Linked DNA regions of Homo sapiens: all the other regions are linked to region 4. The links are chromatin contacts, found by Hi-C or POLR2A ChIA-PET in ENCODE. All regions are on one chromosome and are shown on one strand. The core of a region is the stretch at or near the end of the contact, and the rest is flanking DNA. Distances in the headings are between cores, read along the strand shown.

The links. A loop is a pair of places that touch in the nucleus more often than their neighbours do. ChIA-PET counts read pairs that join two places held with the same protein, here RNA polymerase II (POLR2A). Pooled maps may share reads with other maps.
Region 1: a loop to region 4 is called in a map of PC-9, with 13 times the contacts of the local background. The contact joins the enhancer-like site here to the promoter of FMC1 in region 4. A Hi-C loop is called at or near these places in 5 of 168 maps with a recorded cell type or tissue (CD4-positive, alpha-beta T cell, CD4-positive, alpha-beta memory T cell, CD8-positive, alpha-beta T cell and 2 more) and 12 of 50 pooled maps. POLR2A ChIA-PET finds 5 or more read pairs at or near these places in 1 of 52 experiments (CD4-positive, alpha-beta T cell).
Region 2: a map with no recorded cell type shows a loop between it and region 4 (10-fold over the local background). The contact joins the enhancer-like site here to the promoter of FMC1 in region 4. A Hi-C loop is called at or near these places in 2 of 37 single-sample maps with no recorded cell type and 8 of 50 pooled maps. POLR2A ChIA-PET finds 5 or more read pairs at or near these places in 2 of 52 experiments (BJ and activated naive CD4-positive, alpha-beta T cell).
Region 3: a loop to region 4 is called in a map of dorsolateral prefrontal cortex, with 3 times the contacts of the local background. The contact joins the enhancer-like site here to the promoter of FMC1 in region 4. A Hi-C loop is called at or near these places in 2 of 168 maps with a recorded cell type or tissue (IMR-90 and dorsolateral prefrontal cortex) and 8 of 50 pooled maps. POLR2A ChIA-PET finds 5 or more read pairs at or near these places in 2 of 52 experiments (Caco-2 and activated T-cell).
Region 5: a map of natural killer cell shows a loop between it and region 4 (21-fold over the local background). The contact joins the promoter of KDM7A here to the promoter of FMC1 in region 4. A Hi-C loop is called at or near these places in 10 of 168 maps with a recorded cell type or tissue (B cell, CD4-positive, alpha-beta memory T cell, CD8-positive, alpha-beta T cell and 6 more), 9 of 37 single-sample maps with no recorded cell type and 34 of 50 pooled maps. POLR2A ChIA-PET finds 5 or more read pairs at or near these places in 10 of 52 experiments (B cell, CD4-positive, alpha-beta memory T cell, CD8-positive, alpha-beta memory T cell and 7 more).

The regions. Positions count from the first base shown.
Region 1 is chr7:138,750,983-138,754,138 of GRCh38, forward strand. It overlaps ATP6V0A4 (ATPase H+ transporting V0 subunit a4), which reads right to left. Exons shown (of 22, transcript NM_020632.3): 11 at 1,643-1,855. Among named protein-coding and RNA genes, the nearest start is that of TMEM213, 45 kb to the right of the region's middle. Within about 2 kb of position 1,674, at least 8 of the 41 ENCODE cell types and tissues checked have a DNase peak (open chromatin) inside an H3K27ac peak, as active enhancers do; they include CD4-positive, alpha-beta T cell, CD8-positive, alpha-beta T cell and PC-9, where a contact is called at or near this core.
Region 2 is chr7:139,914,680-139,918,229 of GRCh38, forward strand. All of the region lies in intron 4 of TBXAS1 (thromboxane A synthase 1), which reads left to right. Among named protein-coding and RNA genes, the nearest start is that of TBXAS1, 87 kb to the left of the region's middle. RefSeq lists enhancers at 1-225, 1,127-2,326, 2,229-2,528. Within about 2 kb of position 1,737, at least 22 of the 41 ENCODE cell types and tissues checked have a DNase peak (open chromatin) inside an H3K27ac peak, as active enhancers do.
Region 3 is chr7:139,993,628-139,997,085 of GRCh38, forward strand. All of the region lies in intron 9 of TBXAS1 (thromboxane A synthase 1), which reads left to right. Among named protein-coding and RNA genes, the nearest start is that of PARP12, 68 kb to the right of the region's middle. Within about 2 kb of position 2,089, at least 3 of the 41 ENCODE cell types and tissues checked have a DNase peak (open chromatin) inside an H3K27ac peak, as active enhancers do; they include dorsolateral prefrontal cortex, where a contact is called at or near this core.
Region 4 is chr7:139,339,891-139,343,014 of GRCh38, forward strand. It overlaps FMC1 (formation of mitochondrial complex V assembly factor 1), which reads left to right and starts at 1,447. Exons shown (of 2, transcript NM_197964.5): 1 at 1,447-1,632. The coding sequence starts at 1,495. FMC1-LUC7L2 (FMC1-LUC7L2 readthrough) reads left to right here and starts at 1,447. Exons shown (of 11, transcript NM_001244584.3): 1 at 1,447-1,632. The coding sequence starts at 1,495. TRR-CCT4-1 (tRNA-Arg (anticodon CCT) 4-1) reads left to right here and starts at 810; the gene lies at 810-882. It also overlaps a transcript of LUC7L2 not described here. RefSeq lists enhancers at 628-687, 998-1,067, 1,098-1,167, 1,423-1,990, 1,438-1,687.
Region 5 is chr7:140,175,390-140,178,441 of GRCh38, forward strand. It overlaps KDM7A (lysine demethylase 7A), which reads right to left and starts at 1,594. Exons shown (of 20, transcript NM_030647.2): 1 at 1,355-1,594. The coding sequence starts at 1,548. KDM7A-DT (KDM7A divergent transcript) reads left to right here and starts at 1,872. Exons shown (of 1, transcript NR_024451.1): 1 at 1,872-3,052. RefSeq lists silencers at 323-602, 613-792, 1,433-1,532, 1,573-2,002 and an enhancer at 1,227-2,150.

The DNA.
Region 1 (3,156 bases), core at 424-2,923, 590 kb before region 4:
GATTCCTCCGCCTGAAAAACCCTTCCTCCCGCCCCCAACCTTCCCATGCTATCAATGCCGCCTGCTCAGAGAGGGTTTCTTCAGATAACACGAGATCTGCCGTCACCAGATATGCCACCCAGCTAGTTCCCCATCGGCCAAACCAGCTGCATGCCACCCACTCCTCAACCTAATGGCTTCACTCCTCCCACCCCGTGAAATTATTCAAACAAGCTAATCACATCCTTCTGCAAGAACCAAAGGTCACCTCACCCTCGTTCACTGCAGAGCCTGCCTCCCACCGGCCCTGCTGCTTCACTCTGCTCCCAAACGCAGTTCCCGAGGGCAAGCCCTGTGTGGCCCGCATGGCGTGCGGTGTCCTTCTCCCCTGGGCTCTGAAGACGAGTGACTAAAAACAGCTGTCAAGCCCGTCTGTCCAGTGTCAGGGTAATGTGTTCGGCCATCTTGTACTATTTAGGGCAGGAGGGGGTCCCTCCTTCAATGGGGTGAATAACGGTGATCAGAACAAGCCCCCACTCTCCATCCTGCCCCTCGCCGTCCCCTGCTTGGTTTCCTGCCCACCACTCATCACTGCCTGAAATCTCATTAGTCACGGACATGCCTCCGTGTCCCTTTCTAGAATGTCTATCAAAGCAGGGTCTTGGCCTGCCAGTGTGTAAGCCCTAGATCCGTTCCTAGTACACAGGGAATGTCTAAGGAATGAATGGAGGGAGCGGTGAGAACTCAACGAGGACAGAGTGCTTAGCCATCTCGGACACACCGCAAGCGATCTACATATTTTGGCTCTTATTATAGATGCTTGGTTATTCATCTTTCTAGCTAGACTATAACCTCCATGAGGTAACAGGTGGTATCTACAGTCTAGCAGAGTGGAGCTGGGCATGGTGGCGCGTGCCTGTAGTCCTAGCCACTTGGGAGGCTGAGATGGGAGGATCACCTGAGCCCAGGAGTTTGAGGCTGTAGGGCAGTATGCCCATGCCTGTGAACAGCCCTGCACTCCAGCCTGGGTGTCATAGCGAGGTCCCCATCTTTAATAAGAAAAAAAAGACAAAATCCCCCCAAAACGATAGTCTAGCTGAGAGACTGGCACATTAATGCTCAGTATGGCCGGGTGTGATGTCTCACACCTGTAATGTCAGCACTTTGGGAGGTTGAGGCAGGCGAATCACCTGAGGTCAGGAGTTTAAGAGCAGCCCAGCCAACATGGTGAAACCCCGTCTCTACTAAAAATACAAAAATTTGCTGGACGTGGTAGGGCGCACCTGTAATCCCAGCTACTCGGGAGGCTGAGGCAGGAGAATCACTTGAACCCGGGAGGCAGAGGTTGCAGTGAGCCGAGACTGTGCCACTGCACAACAGCCTGGGCTACAGAGCGAGATTCTATTTTTTTTTTTTTTTTAAAAAAACCTCAATACGTACTCACAAAAGGTCAAAAAATGGTGAACAACTGTCAAACACTGAAAAGACAAAGGAATTTCTTTTATGTCCTCGAGTGGGGTTGATAACTGAAGACACAAAGATGAAGGAAGCAATCCTACCACCAAGTCACTTGAGTTCATGTGGCCCATGAGGCCAACACCCTCTGAGAGCCCAGCAGAGGGGCTGACTCATCGGACCCCTCCTGGCTCCACCTGCCACGCACCATGCCTTGCTCCAGTGCCCTCTTGATACGTGTGGCATCTGCCACCGGGAACCAGATCTCGGCGATGACACACTGCTGGGTGACGTCGATGTTGCACATGTTCAGGATGTGGTAGACAGCTTTCATCTTCTGCACCTTGATGAGCCAGGAGTGCCAGTTGGCAGCGGCTTCCTGCAGCAGGCGCTGGCGGTGAGACTCTGTTTGTGTTATGACCTATACAAAAAACAACACACAGGAAAACAGAGAACCTTCACAGAGCTGTTTGACAAGGTGCCAAAAATGGAGTGTCACAGGCCACAGCAGCTTCCTCTGCTCTGGCAGGCTCCTTTGACCTGTGGCTGTCACCTGGCCTTGAACTCTCCTGAGCAGTTTATCTCCCCCGCTAGAGGCTAAAACCCTTAGGCAGAGATTGTATCTTCCTTTTCTTCTAAATTCCTCATTGTCCTATTGTTATGGGTTGAATTGTCCACATAAAAGAGTCCTGAACTCTGATACCTGTGAATATGGCCTTTTTGGAAAGAGGGTCTTTGCAGATGGAATCAGGTTAAGAAGAGGTCATACTGGATTTGAATGGGCTCTAATCCCATATGACCACTGTCCTGATAAGAAACGTAGACACAGAGGCACACAGGGAAGAATACCACGTGACAACAGAGGCAGAGAAGTAGGCACTTGCAAGCCAAGGAATGCGGAGGACGGCCCGCAGCACCAGAGCTGGGGAGAGGCAAGGAGGGGGCTCCCTTCAGGTCTTCCGAGGGAGCACGGCCCTGCTGACGCCTTGATTTCAGACCTCTGGCCTCCAGAACCATGACAGAATAAATCTTTATTGTCTTATGCCACCCAGTTTGCTGTAATTTGTTACAGCAACCCTAAGAGATTACTACATCTACCACAACCCTTTACATACATAATCCCTCCAATAAATGACAAGTGAATGAATGAAGGAATGAATGGACAATTGGGCCCACACAGAATTTATTTAATGGAATCATTTTTATGTTTTGATGATACAACAAACAGGGTAATCTTTTTCAGCACACATGGCCTCTGTAAGAGACACACTGTAAGACAGACATGCTGGCTCTAAGATTAACGAGAGCCATGAGGCCACCGAAGCATCTCACAAGCCCAATACTACCTGTCACTTTGCAATATAATGCCCCCTGGCCTGGGGATTTCCAGGAGACAAGAGCACCTCAGCACAGAGGTGACTTTCAGAAACCTCAAAGAGCATAGCCCGAATTATATGCCTCAGCATCAGACAGTGTCTAAGATTCATCTTTGGCAGGGACTGAGCCAAAGGAGAAAGCTGCCCCTGCAGAAGCTGCTCAGCTGGGATCATCTGAAGCCCTCGACACAGCAGCAACCCGTCATACTAAATGTAAGCACACATCTAGCAGAATTTATTTTCCATTCTCCTCATGACGTTTTCATAAAATCAAGCATGGAGAATTGGGGGGAAAGGACTTCAATGGCTTTGGGGAAACAGTGTTCCTGACAAGTGACAAAGAAGT
Region 2 (3,550 bases), core at 487-2,986, 580 kb after region 4:
TGCCTCCATCCACATGCACTTTTCCCCTTCCCTGAACTCTGGCAGCGCTCACCATGTGTGTCACTCGTTGTCACAGTTGATCCCCTTGTGCCTTCCAGTATTTACAGTGAAGGAGGATATGGCTTTCACTCTAGCTTGATTATTAGCTCTTTAAGGCCAAGAACTGTATCTTGTATTTTTTTTAAACCCCATGACATAAACACATATTGACTCTTCAGCATCCAATATATTCTTGTTCCAACTGAATGGAATTTCCATCAACTTGACATTCCTCCCAGAAGAATGAGGTATTACTTGAACCTGGAGTTGCAATATAGTCTTCTTCGTCTCGGTCATTCACAAACACGTAAAAAGACCCATCATAGATAAGATCTCCAGGAAATCCCAGTGTTTATAGTTTTCCATCTGGGAATGCATCCACTTATGTGTAGCTTTGTTTATGGTCTTTAAGCCAATTCCATATCGATGGTAAAACAACCCTTAGTGACTCAATTTTTTAAAAAACAGTCTTTAAAGTGGGATTTTCTCACAGGTTTTTGAAAGTCAAATTAAATTGGGTTCTGTGGTTCCCTCTTATCCATATGCTTATTTATCTGCTCAAAGAACTCAAGGAGATTAGTGAGACGTGATTTCTCCTTACTGACACCACGTTGCCTTCCCTCTAATAGGCCATGTTTACTTAAGCGTTCAGCAATTCAGCTTTATTATACATTCACTCGGTAAACATTAAATGCTTACTCCATGCAGGCTGCTACCAAACGGTCCCTTGTGATACAGAAAATACCTCGGCATATTAGTTTGATAAATTAAGTGAAAAGGAATTTAAATAATGCATGCTCTCATTCTCCAACAGGGAGAGCCCATGTCTGCTCACAAATTCAGGCTTGAGTTACGTTGAGTTTTGTCCCTGGACAGCCTGGTGGAGAAGGGCCCTGATTTGGGAAGCTGGATTTAGCTCTGAAATTTGACATGAGCCGTAAGCATCCCATGAGGGATCCATAGAGCATATTCACTGGAGGTGGGGGTGATGCAACAGGGAGCTCCCTGACATACAACAACATTGAACAAATGTGTGAATTCAAATATCATCCTGTGAAATATTCTTTTCCAAACTCCAGAACACTGGCTGGAGCAGACTGTGGGTTGGATCCGGAGCGGCAGTTCTTAATGTCATGCTTTCCCATTCACAGTTTTTGGGCCTCTGGAGTCTGTGCAATGTCTCTGCTTCATCTTGCTCATTTTCCACGTGGACCTTGTAGGTCTCTATCAATGTCCTCAGTGCTTCCTGAAACTGCTCCATGATGGTGCAACCACAGCTTATCATTAAACCCAAATCAATCTTCTTGGCACTTATAGAAGCTCAGTCGTCCTGGTACATCAGGACTCGGATGTTTCTATTTAGATATTTTCAATGAGCTCTTCTTTGCTGTCAGGTACGGTACCTAATGAAACCATAGGGCAGCTCTTTTTTAAATATCTGTGGAAAATGGAGCTGAGTCCACATGACTCAGCAGAAATGGTCACAACCAGAGGCAGAACTTCTTGTTCTTGGCCTCCTATCAAGGCCTAGAGTTAGGGAGCTGTGGGAAGGGTGATAAGAGGTAAGCCAGTCTTTGGCCCATGTTAGCTTGGTCTGGTCAGATAGGCATGTCAGGGATGTGTCAAAACACTAAGCCTAGTGCTTTGGAGATGTGGGTTCTGGTCTGGAGTGGCAGTATGGAGTGCCATCTCTCAGGTCCTCATGAGCAACACAGAGGTCACCTCTCCAGGCACAGGTCGAGCCACACCACTGACACACAAGAGTCACGTCCAAAGCCATGTGATGGACGTGGTGGGTGGTTTTATCCCGAACCATCAATACCCGGCACCCTGGCTGCCCCAGGTTCAGCCTCTCAGGGGCTGCTTCACTCGCTCTCCACACAGCTGTGAACATTGCAGGATGAGTCACTGTGAAACCACAAACTCCTTGGCATTGGTGAAGATGACTAAAGTTATAGGCAAATTAGTCACTGGAAACCTTCCTGTCCTCTGTATCTGCAGCAGCCTCCTATCGAAGGAAGAAAAGAGTATGTTGGCTCATTGCAGAGCTAATTGGCAAGGAAAGCTCAATTCAGGGCTACAGGTGAGTCAGACGCCCTTGTGCGGGGGCCACAGGGACCCGCCTGCTGGCATCCATTGAGGAGAGAGGGGCCCTTGGCAGACTTGCCATAAAACCGCCCCCCTTGAACTCATTCCTACACCTGTAACCACTGACAGTTTTTGAAAACTGTTCACCTGGAGTTCCTGGTTCTCTTTCTCTTAAATCAAACATTGAGTAAATGAAGACACTCAGATGTTCAAACATGTGCATCAAGATTTTACTTGTGAGAGTGGTTGCCATGCATGACCTAGGGAAGCTCTCATGGCTTCAGTCAAACCTTGCCAACTTTTTTTAGCTGTGCATTTCTTGAGAAAGGTCAACTCACATTACGGGTCTACAGCTCTGAGCAAGGGAGAAGTTCTTCCTGAAAGCACAAACAGACTACAGAGGGCAGTGAAACCAGAAACACAGGTGTGCAACCTCATTTGCCTGCCCCCGTCTCTATTTTGAGGCCTCTTTGTTTTATGTGACCTCCGTCTCCTTCTCTGCCGCAATCTTCTTCTTATAACACCCACTTTCTTCTTTTAATTTCCCCCTCTTCTAAGCCATAGCCCAGTGGTATGGCGAAAGGTCTTTGCTGTGCATAGGAAACCCTCCAATCTGAACTGGAAGCTTCCTGTTGCAGGATGGGCTGCCCCATTGGAATTCCCAGGTGACAGTCGCAATGGGATGCCTGTCCCCTGCAGGTCTCCCATTTCACCTGCTTTTCTAATGTCTGGACATGGCTAAGTCCTAGAAAAGCCAGATCCATGGCATTACATTTAATCAGTACAACACACTGAGCTTCGTTTCCAACATGGTAGCTAAGTTTTAATTCTAACATCTTTAAAAGTACTGAGTGTCTTGTGATGCCTTGGGAACACAGGAATAGTGTTAAGTGGTGTTGATTCTCAATGCTCAAATGTACTTCTCTCTGCCTTGCAGAGATTTTTCTAAAATTTCAAGACCTTGTTGAAAATGATTTCATATTTTTGTGTCTTACTAGACTCTTGGTTCAGCAGGAAGCTATCTTTATATATTTTTTTAACAAAAAGAAATTAGTAAAAGCTTGCTCTGATATTTATGCCATATTTCCCTAACTTTTGTCGTGGCAGAAGTAGAAATAAGTGTGTAAACCAGGAGATTAATATCTACAATTTAGGCATGAGAATAGAGAAATAAACCATAAAATCAATTCTTATCTCTCAATGGATATATTCCAGAACATTCCATGGAAATCAAGTGACTAAGTCCTGATCCTCCCTGTCTTTCTCCGCCCCAATCTCCTTCTTATGACATTCCCTTTCTTCTTCCCATTTTCCCTCTTCTAAGCCATAGCTCAGTAGTATGGTGAAATGTCTTTGATTTTAGTTTAAAGAAATGAAATCAGATTCCAGATTTGCTACCTCTTATTAGTTGTGTGGCCTTCAG
Region 3 (3,458 bases), core at 839-3,338, 650 kb after region 4:
AAAATCCCATCTAGCTATGGGATGCCTAGTTTCTCCTCCTGGATTTTGTGGTTAAACCCTTCTGTCTCCAATGCAATGTAGCAGTGAGCACAGCTCTGGACCCGCATCCCAAGGCCTGAGGTCTAACGCTGCCTCTGCCCCCTCCTTTGCTGTGCAGCTTAGGCAAGTCACTTCACCTCTCTGGGCTGTGGTTCCTCATCCATCCAATGGGAGGGTTGAACTGCTCTTTGTTTGCTTTGCTTTGCTTTTTCTTTTTCTTTCTTTCTTTTTTTTTTTTTTTTTTTTGAGACACAGTCTCACTCTGCCACCCAGGCTGGAGGGCAGTGGCTTACTGCAGCCTTTGCCTCCCAGGTTCAAGTGATTCTCCTGCCCCAGCCTCCCAAGTAGCTGGGATTACAGGTGTGCACAACCATGCCCAGCTGATTTTTTTTGAGATGAAGTTTTGCTCTTGTTGCCCAGGCTGGAGTGCAATGGCGTGATCTGGGCTCACTGCAACCTCTGCCTCCCAGGTTCAGGTGGTTCTCCTGCCTCAGCCTCCCGCGTAGCTGGGATTACAGGCACCTGCCACCACACTTGGCTAATTTTTTGTATTTTTAGTAGAGATGGGGTTTCGCCATGTTGGCCAGGCTGGTCTCAAACTCCTGACCTCAAGTGATCTGCCTGCCTTGGCCTCCCAAAGTGCTGGGATTACAGGCGTGAGCCATTGTGCCCAGCTGCTCTTCCCTTTTTACTGTCCTATGACTGGTCTCCCAATGCCAGCTGAGAGTGTTGGTCTGATCTCTTTTCTTCTAAGCTGGCCACACAAATGGACCTCAGTTACTCAGTAGCCCTTAAAATCTGGTACCAGTCACCATTTAGGCCTCTGGACATCATCCTTGGGCAAAGGAGGCTTTTTTTTTAAGCTTGGGCCTAGCCCTCCCCACTTATATCCTGGACTGTGAAAATGGACCGAGTGGGCAATAGGGAATTCAGGATGAGCTGGAAAAAAAGAAAAAAAAAACTCCTGCTGCAATAAATTACATCACAGTGGAGATCTCTTTCTACCCAGAAAATTCTGAGCCCAGACAATGGCTCATTTATTTCAGACAATATTCAATACAACAGAATTCCAGGTCAATAGAAGGATTTCTGCAGGTTCTTAGAGTTGGTAGCAAAGGGATTTAACCCACGGAGAAAAGAGAGCTGTTCAATAATAGATTCCCAGGCGTGAGGGAGGCCTTATTAATAAATCCATCGGTGGTCTGCTGAAAATGCTGCCCCCTCCCTTGCGGGCATCCCACCTGACGACAGTGGGGGACTGATGCACCCAGGGCCCTGACCAGGGAGGACGTTTGGGTAAATATTTGGGCAGAGATGGCTGCTGCTAGAATGGTGAGCAGAGCTGGGGAGCGCAGGAAACGGCCCCTTTCTCCCAGGCCCTCAGATGAGACATTTTTATAAACATCCAGGCAGGCAGCCTCTGAAGACTCCTGGGCTTTACAAACACATCTCGTATTCTATAGTCAGCTGAGACCATGCTTTGAGCATGGGCGGTAAGAGGAGCAGGAAGCAGGAGGGGCGGGGAGGGGTCTGGCACCAGCTTTCTAAATTTAACATGCAGTTGCTTTTAGGCCAGTGGATAAAAAATAAATTCCAGTGCTTAAAGCTCTTATCTTTGTTTACCATTTCCCCAAACAGCTAGTGACCTGCTCTCTGACTCCTACAGCAAATCATCAACAAGATGCACACGAAGATGAGGGATGGGAAATGCAGGAGGGGTGTGCGGAGGGCAAGTTGATGGCTCTCCGCCTTCCCGTCACGTTTATTTGGCCTGGCAGAGTGACCAGGATCTGCTAAGGTCATGAGGCTGTCCCTGGGTGGGTGGGGGCGTGGCCATGCTGCATCAGACCGGTCCAGAGGTGGAGGGCACCTTGGGGTCTCTCGTGTGGCTCTCCTGTTGATGAGGGACCTATGAATATCCCACAGCGACCTTTTCAGATGCTCCATAACCTCGTGTGAAAAGCCCCGGTGGACCTGGGCTTGCCTATTGCATTGTGAAGTTGTAGTCCTTTGAAAATCCTGCCCCACGTGGAGTCAGAATCTTTCTTTCTGGGACTGATGCCATGGGGCCTGGCTCCACCCCCACAACTGCATGGCACAGCACTGCCTTTTCCTTGGCCATGGGCTCACCCTGCAGATGGGTGATGATGCGCTCCTGCCTCCCTTCAGTTTGTTCTGTTCTCCCAAATTCTTTCAGTGTGCCTGGTAGAAGCAGTCTGCCAGTCTCCCCTCGCTCCCTCTCATTCATCCCCTCTCTAACTACTCATCCTGCGACCCCACTGACTTGGTTTTGGCCTTGTCCCTGCCACAGTTGACAAATATAATGGCGCGTCTTCTTCTTCATTATTATCATTATTATTACTGGCAATCATAGTCCACTCTGCCTCAAACTCCTAGGTTCAAGTGATCCTTCCACCTCGGCCTCCCGAGTAGCTGGGATTACAGGTGCACACCACCATGTCTGGCATTTTTTTTTTTTTTTTAGAGATGGGGTTTCACTATGTTGTCCAGGCTGGTCTCGATCTCCTGGCCTCAAGCAATCCTGCCACCTCAGCCTCCCAAAGTGCTGGGATTACAGGCGTGAGCCACCGTGCCAGCCATCAATGGTCTCTCTTAGTCTTGAATCTCCCAGGCACTGTCCAGGAGATCTGAGATGTTTTCCAGGGTCCCTTACTTTCCAGTTGCCCTGCCACCTTCCCCTGGGAAGCATTAAGGTTCAATGCTTGGCTCTGTGCTTGTTTTTCTTACCCCTATCCCAGAGGACTCATCCCCGTCTGTGCGATACCATCTCCCCACTTCTACGCCAAGCTGCTCACGGTCTCACCCAGGTGGGGTGGTGGAGGGGGCCTCCAGCAAAATCCTGCAAAAGCTGATCTCCTTCCCCTGGAAGATGCTGCCCCACCCATGTGGTCCTCTTTCTGTGTTTCTCTCAGCCACTTAGGAATGAAACCAGGGAATCCCTTTCATCTCTCTTCATTCCCTGACCCGTTAAATCCCAACACCCTCACCTCCCCTGGTAGAGCTTCCTTTATGACAGTGATTCTGAAATCCAGGCTGCATGTGATAATCCCTTGGGGGACTTCTAAAACAATACCAATTCCTGCACCCCAATCCAGACCGATTAAGTGGAAATGTTTTGGGATGGGCCCCAGCATCAATAGGGAACAGCCAAGATAGACAGCCACTGCTGATAAGGCTTCTCTCTTTCAGCCCCTTTTCCCATTCTGACTACTGGCCTTGTGATTGGAGCACCTCACTTTTGCCTGGACTATTGCAAGAACCTCCTGTCTTATTGACCTATTTCCCAACTCTTTCTACCTCAGCCATCCTACATGTCGTTGTCAGATCACACAAAGCCATTTTCAGTATGTTATCTTGACTCATCAAAAACCTTCAGTGGCTCCCTATTACCATAAAAA
Region 4 (3,124 bases), core at 197-2,696:
TTTTTTTTTTGAGATGGAGTTTCGCTCCTGTTGCCCAGGCTAGAGAGCAATGGCGCGATCTCGGCTCACTACAACCTCCGACTCCAGGGTTCAAGCAATTCTCCTGCCTCAGCCTCCGGAGTAGCTGGGATTACAGGCATGCGCCACCACGCCCGGCTAATTCTGTATTTTTAGTAGAGACAGGGTTTCTCTGTGTTGGTCAGGCTGGTTTCAAACCCCCGACCTAAGATGATCCGCCCGCCTCGGCCTCCCAAAGTACTGGTATTACAGGCGTGCGCCACCACGCCCGGCCTGCGGAAATGGCCTCAACGCTTCAACCGGAAGCAGAAATTGACCGCGGCAGGCGCCATCTAACGGCCGCTGGAGCAAAGCTCCTCCTGGAAATTCGCAACACCGGAAAAGGTCCGGCTGCTTCCGGTAAAAACCCACCAGAGCTGACGTTCAGAGGGCGAGTCTCGAAGATCCGGCCAATTTGCCCAGCGCGCTGTGCTCCGCGACGGCGCATGCCCGCTTTTGCGCAGGCGCGGGGACTACGGCGCAGGCGCGGAGACTATTGCGCAGGCAAGCGCGTACGCAGAAGCGTGCGCGCGCCCGTTCAACGTCCGGAGCATCGGTGCAGTTTCGAGGGTAAAGCCTTTGGCGCGGTGATGTGGACTTTTGTTCTCTAACTACAACTCCCAGCATACGTCACCCCTCACGTGGGCGCTAGGTGTGGTTTCGTGGGATAGGGTAAGGCGAAAATGAAGTGACGATGACGTACCAAAGAGGAAAATAGTTGAATATGTTGTGTGAGCGCGTCGTTTGCAGAAGCCCCAGTGGCCTAATGGATAAGGCATTGGCCTCCTAAGCCAGGGATTGTGGGTTCGAGTCCCATCTGGGGTGGCCTGTGACTTTTGTCCTTTTTTCCCCTTTCTAAACAAAGCGAAATATGCCAACTTTACTTTTTTTTTTTTTAAATGGGAAGTGTGTGTGTGTTTTTACTAGCTGGTGGGCTGCAATTTTCGAGAATCTGCACACACCCATGTCCTTTGTCTGAGCCGCAGGTCCCCTGGGATTTGGGGAGACGTCAATACGTTGAATTTTGATATCCCTTTTATAAATCATTTAAAAATGTCTTCTCAGCGTGTTCCATATCAAATCCACACCCACACCCCCCGCCGGGCCCGCTTCTCCTGAGACTCAGCGGTTGGTCGGCTAACGGGCATCTTCAATGACGCAGTGAAGAAAAGCCCCTGTTTCCCCAAACCCTTGTTCTGGGTTAGAGGTCCTGGTACCTTCAGTTAACAGTCGGGTTTCGTTTGATTTTGTTACGGCGCCCCTGGGCCTTCGATTAATAAGGTTCGGTCAACGGACAAGTGAGCGGTTCCACTGCTCGTCAGTCGATAGGGGGAGTCGGTAGTCTGTCCGACCGTACCATTAGGCGCCTGGGCCGGAGGAGGGGTTTTCAGGGTCGTAGGACGCCGTTGGGCACCACGCTCGGAGAAGGACAGGACAATGGCGGCCTTAGGGTCCCCGTCGCACACTTTTCGAGGACTTCTGCGGGAGTTGCGCTACCTGAGCGCGGCCACCGGCCGACCCTATCGCGACACCGCGGCCTATCGGTACCTTGTGAAGGCTTTCCGTGCACATCGGGTACGGGAGCCATGTCCCGGGTGCTCTACGTGCTGGGGAGGGAGGAAGAGCCGGGTCTGGGCTAGGGTGGGGAGCACGGTGTTTAATTCCTGCATTTCTGAGGCCAACCCTCCCACGGAGCCCTGGTTCTGACCAAACCAACCCAGGCCCTAGGCTCCATGCTCTGGCATAAACTCGGGGACCAAAGGACCAGCGGGGGGGGGCGCAGAGTCGCTCTGGGGACGTCAGCCTGTCCTGCAGAGGGGCGGACCCGTCCCGAAGGATTTCATTGGCTGGTCTGTTGCCTCTGCGGAGGGCAGTCAGGAAAGTGGAATGGAGGATTCAATGCTGGGGATAAAACAATGAAGATGGAGTTGAAGGGTGTACTGTTGCTAGACTTAAAGCCACAGCATCTGGCCAACAATTTCCTCACCCGTCCCCTAGAAAAGTTATTCTAAGAAGCATTTCTTTTTGAGGCGGAAAAGAACAACTGGGCTTTAGGGAAGGAAACTTGCTGCCCTTGAGCAATGTGGGGAAAGGGAGAACGATCAACTGTCGAATTTCTGAGCCACGGACGTCAGAATGTAAAATCTTAGAACTCAAATTCACCTAGTTTTTAAAAGGTGGCAACGTTAGGGTCTGTGCTAGGAACCTGGTCTAAACAGGAAGAATCAGATGCACATGTGTCCTGTCCTTAAGACACTTGCTGCCCACCTAAGGAGCCATACAGTAAAGTACTGAGGATAAATAAGTGCTCAAGGTGTAGACAACAGGGGCTGGGGTATAAAGAAGGGGTAGTTAGGGAAGGTTTTCCGGAGGAAATTAATCAGGGACCTGAAGGCTAATTTGGAGTTAGCAAGTAAATTGGGGTTAGGGTCCAGGTTTAAAAGCTACACAATTGAAAGCCCAAGGGGAGAAAAATTGCCAGTTGAGAGTGGTTTAGCCCTAAGGTGTGGTGGGTGAAGTGGAGGTAGATGAAGTGGTAGGCCGAACAGGAACTTAAACTTTATTGTAAGTGTAATGGGAAGCCATTCTAAGATTGTGATCACCTCCCAGGTTCAAGCGATTCTCCTGCCTCAGCCTCCCGAGTAGTACAGGCAGGCGACATGCGACACCACGCCCGGCTAATTTTGTATTTTTAGTGGAGACGGGGTTTCTCCATGTTGGTCAGGCTGGTCTTGAACTCCTGACCTCAGGTGATCCGCCTGCCTCGGCCTCCCAAAGTGTTGTAATTACAGGCGTGAACTATCAAACCTGGCCCCATTCTAAGATTTTTAAGGAGGTGACATGATTATAGTTGTACCTTATGGGGATAACATTATTACCCTTGAGAGAGACTTGGTAATGGTTCTGAAATTCATGGTACATTCTGGAAATACCACTCTGGAATGCACTTGAGCATAGGGGAAATGGTTTCTGTTTCCTTCAGGCTCACAGCTAACTGAATAACCATCCCATTTTCTCTATCCTTTCCCTCCGGAGAAGGGATTCTATTAGGGAGAAACCTACCCTT
Region 5 (3,052 bases), core at 344-2,843, 840 kb after region 4:
TTAAATGTCCTGCTGTCAATCAAAAGACACTTCCTACAATCACAGTCACCATATCTGCTATTACTCGTGAGCGTGCTCTCGCCAAGAGACAACACCAAACGGGGCCCGGGAAACCGGCTTCAACTAAAGGTGACCGCAGGCTTTGCCACAACACCCAAATAAGGACTTTGGGAGCCCAACCCCAACTAGTTTCTTTGTTTAAATGCCTGTGAATCCCTCCCACGCCGGAGTCAAGAGGCTGTGGCGCCGCCCTTTATTAGCCTCACACTTTGATTACAAAACACACGAGTCGGCGGCCTGGCTGCGGAGGCGGCCCGAGCTCTCAAACGTCAAACCCGGAGCGCGGCGGCGGCTGAATCAGAGGGCAGCGTCCGCCGCCGCCGCCAGCCGGCCCCGCAGCGTCCGCCCGGCCGACTCAAGTTCGCCGGCACCGGCGCCCGGGCACAGCCGCAGGCGGTCCCGGTGTCGCCAGCTTCGAGCGATGGCAACTGCACTCTTTGTAAAGTTTAAGCCGCGGCGCGAGGGCAACGCAGGGGGTCCGGAGAAGCGTTCCCTTCGGGCCGCCGCAACCCACTCCATCTGCCCCAGTCCCGGCGACCCGGGTGTGTGCGGGGGCCCAGGACCGCGACCCGGGTCAACCTGCCGCCCGCCGGGGGCCCGGCCCCAACTTCCCCGGCACCTTTCAAGTCCCCGAGAGCGAGTGCCTCATCTGTTGCTCTGTTTACTCCGCGGAGCCCCGCCGAGCTGGCTGGCGCGGTCGCCTCTCCGGCCCGCCGCTGCCCCCGTCCCACTGGCCCAGGAAGTTTGATAAAGACGGGGAAGGGGGCGCGACAGGGACCCGCGGCGCGGAGGAGACGCGGGGCCGGGGCGACCCCATCGCCGCCCGGAAGGAAGGCAGGCGCGTCGGCCGGCCGGGCAGAGCGGCGGGGCGGCCGGCGACTCCGGCCGGAGCCCCGGGCGCGGCGGGGCGGGGCGGGGCGGCGGCGGCCCGGGCTGGCGAGGGGCTGCGGACCCGGCCGGCGCTCCGCCCGACGCCCCCGCCGCGCCCGCCCGGCCGCGTCCCCTCGCCCCAGGCTCCCCCTGCCAACTTATCCGCCGGCCCTCTTTGTTCGTGTTTGTTGTGGCGACTCTTCGCCCGGGCCAGGCGAGCCCACCGGCTCCCCTCTGGAGCCCGCCCGGCGAACCCGGGGCACCGCGCGCCCCACTGCCCGGCCGGGGGGCTAGGCACCGGGGCCCCCTGAAAGCTGGGCGCGGCGCGGCGGCCCGGCCCGAGGGAGGCGCGGGCGGCCGGCGGCGGCGGCGGTTGGTCGGTGGCCGGCGGTGGCGGCTGCGGGGCTGGAGGGGGTTTATTTACCTGCCGTGGAACCAGTCCTTGCAGATATCGCACTCGATCATGAAGCGGTTCACGTCGTACGGCTGCCGGCACACACAGTACACGGGCGGGGGCGGCGGAGGCGCCGAGGCCCGGCCGGGAGCCGCCACCGACACGGCTGCCGCGGCGGCTCCAGCTGCTGCTCCCGCGGCCACCGCCGCCGCCGCTCCGGCCATCTTTAAAAAACACACACACGCTCGCTCGCTACTCCGCTCGCCGACTGGAGCGAGCGCAGCCGCCAGCCAGCGCCGCCTCCTGCAGCAGCCGCGGCGGCGGCGGCGCCTCAGTGCGCGCGCGCGAGGCCGCGGCGGCTGGCGGAGGGGGAGGAGGCGCGCGCGACGCGCGAGGCCCAGACTCGGCTGCTTCCGGCGCTCGGCGCGGGGCCGTGCGTCTCGCGCACGTCTCTGGCGCCGGCGCGCGCTCCCCGCTCCTCTCCGCGACGGCCGGGCGGAGGGAGCTGTTGAAGGGCACGCAGGCGGCTGCGGGGGCGGAGGGAGCTGAGGCCCCGTGAGGACACGCGCGGTGGTGGCGGTGGCGGCGGGCGCGCGGCCGCAGCCGGAGGAGGACGGCGGGAGCGTGCGAGGAGCTGGCTCGGTTATTTCGGAGCGAGAGCCGAGGCCGGGGGAAGTTCCTGCGGAGTGCTCAAGGGCAGAAGAGGTGCCGCGTCCCGAAGAGGGGAAGCGGAGAAGTTTGCTGCTGCCCGGGTCGCCTCGCGACGCTGAGAGAATCGCCCAGCCCTCCGCAGCCGCCCAGCGAGAACCGGAGCTGCGGCCCCGCACCGGCGTGAGTCCAGCTGAGCTGACACGCCGAGCCGGTTGTGCCTTTCCGAGGGAGGAATGTGCCGTGGAATCCAAACTTTGGAAAACGTCCCACCCGAATTCCCAGCGAGCAGCAAGGAGACCAGAGCGTCGATGGAGCCACCGTTAGTTGCGGGAGGGCTGTCCCCAAGAGGAATTCATCACTGTCGTCCGCTGGGAGGGACCAACCTTGAAATGGGGTTGGTGGAGAGAGGGATAGAGAAGAGCCGGCGTGCTTATAAATAACAAAACTTAGCTATGAACCCTTCCGATTCCCAAGTGGGGAAGATGGGGTAAAATTCTAAGTGACTTCTCGCTCCGAAGAGGGATACCACAAAAAGCGGAGCGCAGGGTACTTGGCGTATAATAAGCCATCAATAATTTATGGGTGAAATTGAGAGCCAAATATAAGATGATAAACTGAAGAATAAAAACAGCTGACAAATACTGTATAGAAAAGATTGCGTTGGAATCATAACTGTGGATTGGAAGTGATGTTAAGGATTATTGGATTGAGTATTTGTAGCTGAATTTCTGCTGGCATTTCTATCAGTGGGGAAAGCCCTCACAGCTCCATAGGTAATTTTTGTTAGGGGAGGAAGAAGTGTTGTTCTGTCACCCACCCCCAGGCAAAGAGTCGCTGATCTAATTCTCCATTTCTTTCTTTCTTTCCTTTCTTTCCTTCCTTCCTTCCTTCCTTCCTTCCTTCCTTCCTTCCTTCCTTCCCTCCCTCCCTTTCCTTTCCTTTCCTTTCCTTTCTTTCCTTTCTTTCTTTGAAACGGAGTTTCGTTCTTGTTGCCCGCGCTGGAGTGCAGTGCAGTGCTGTGATCTCGGCTCATTGCAACTTCCACCTCCCGGGTTCGAGGGATCCTCCTGCCTCAGC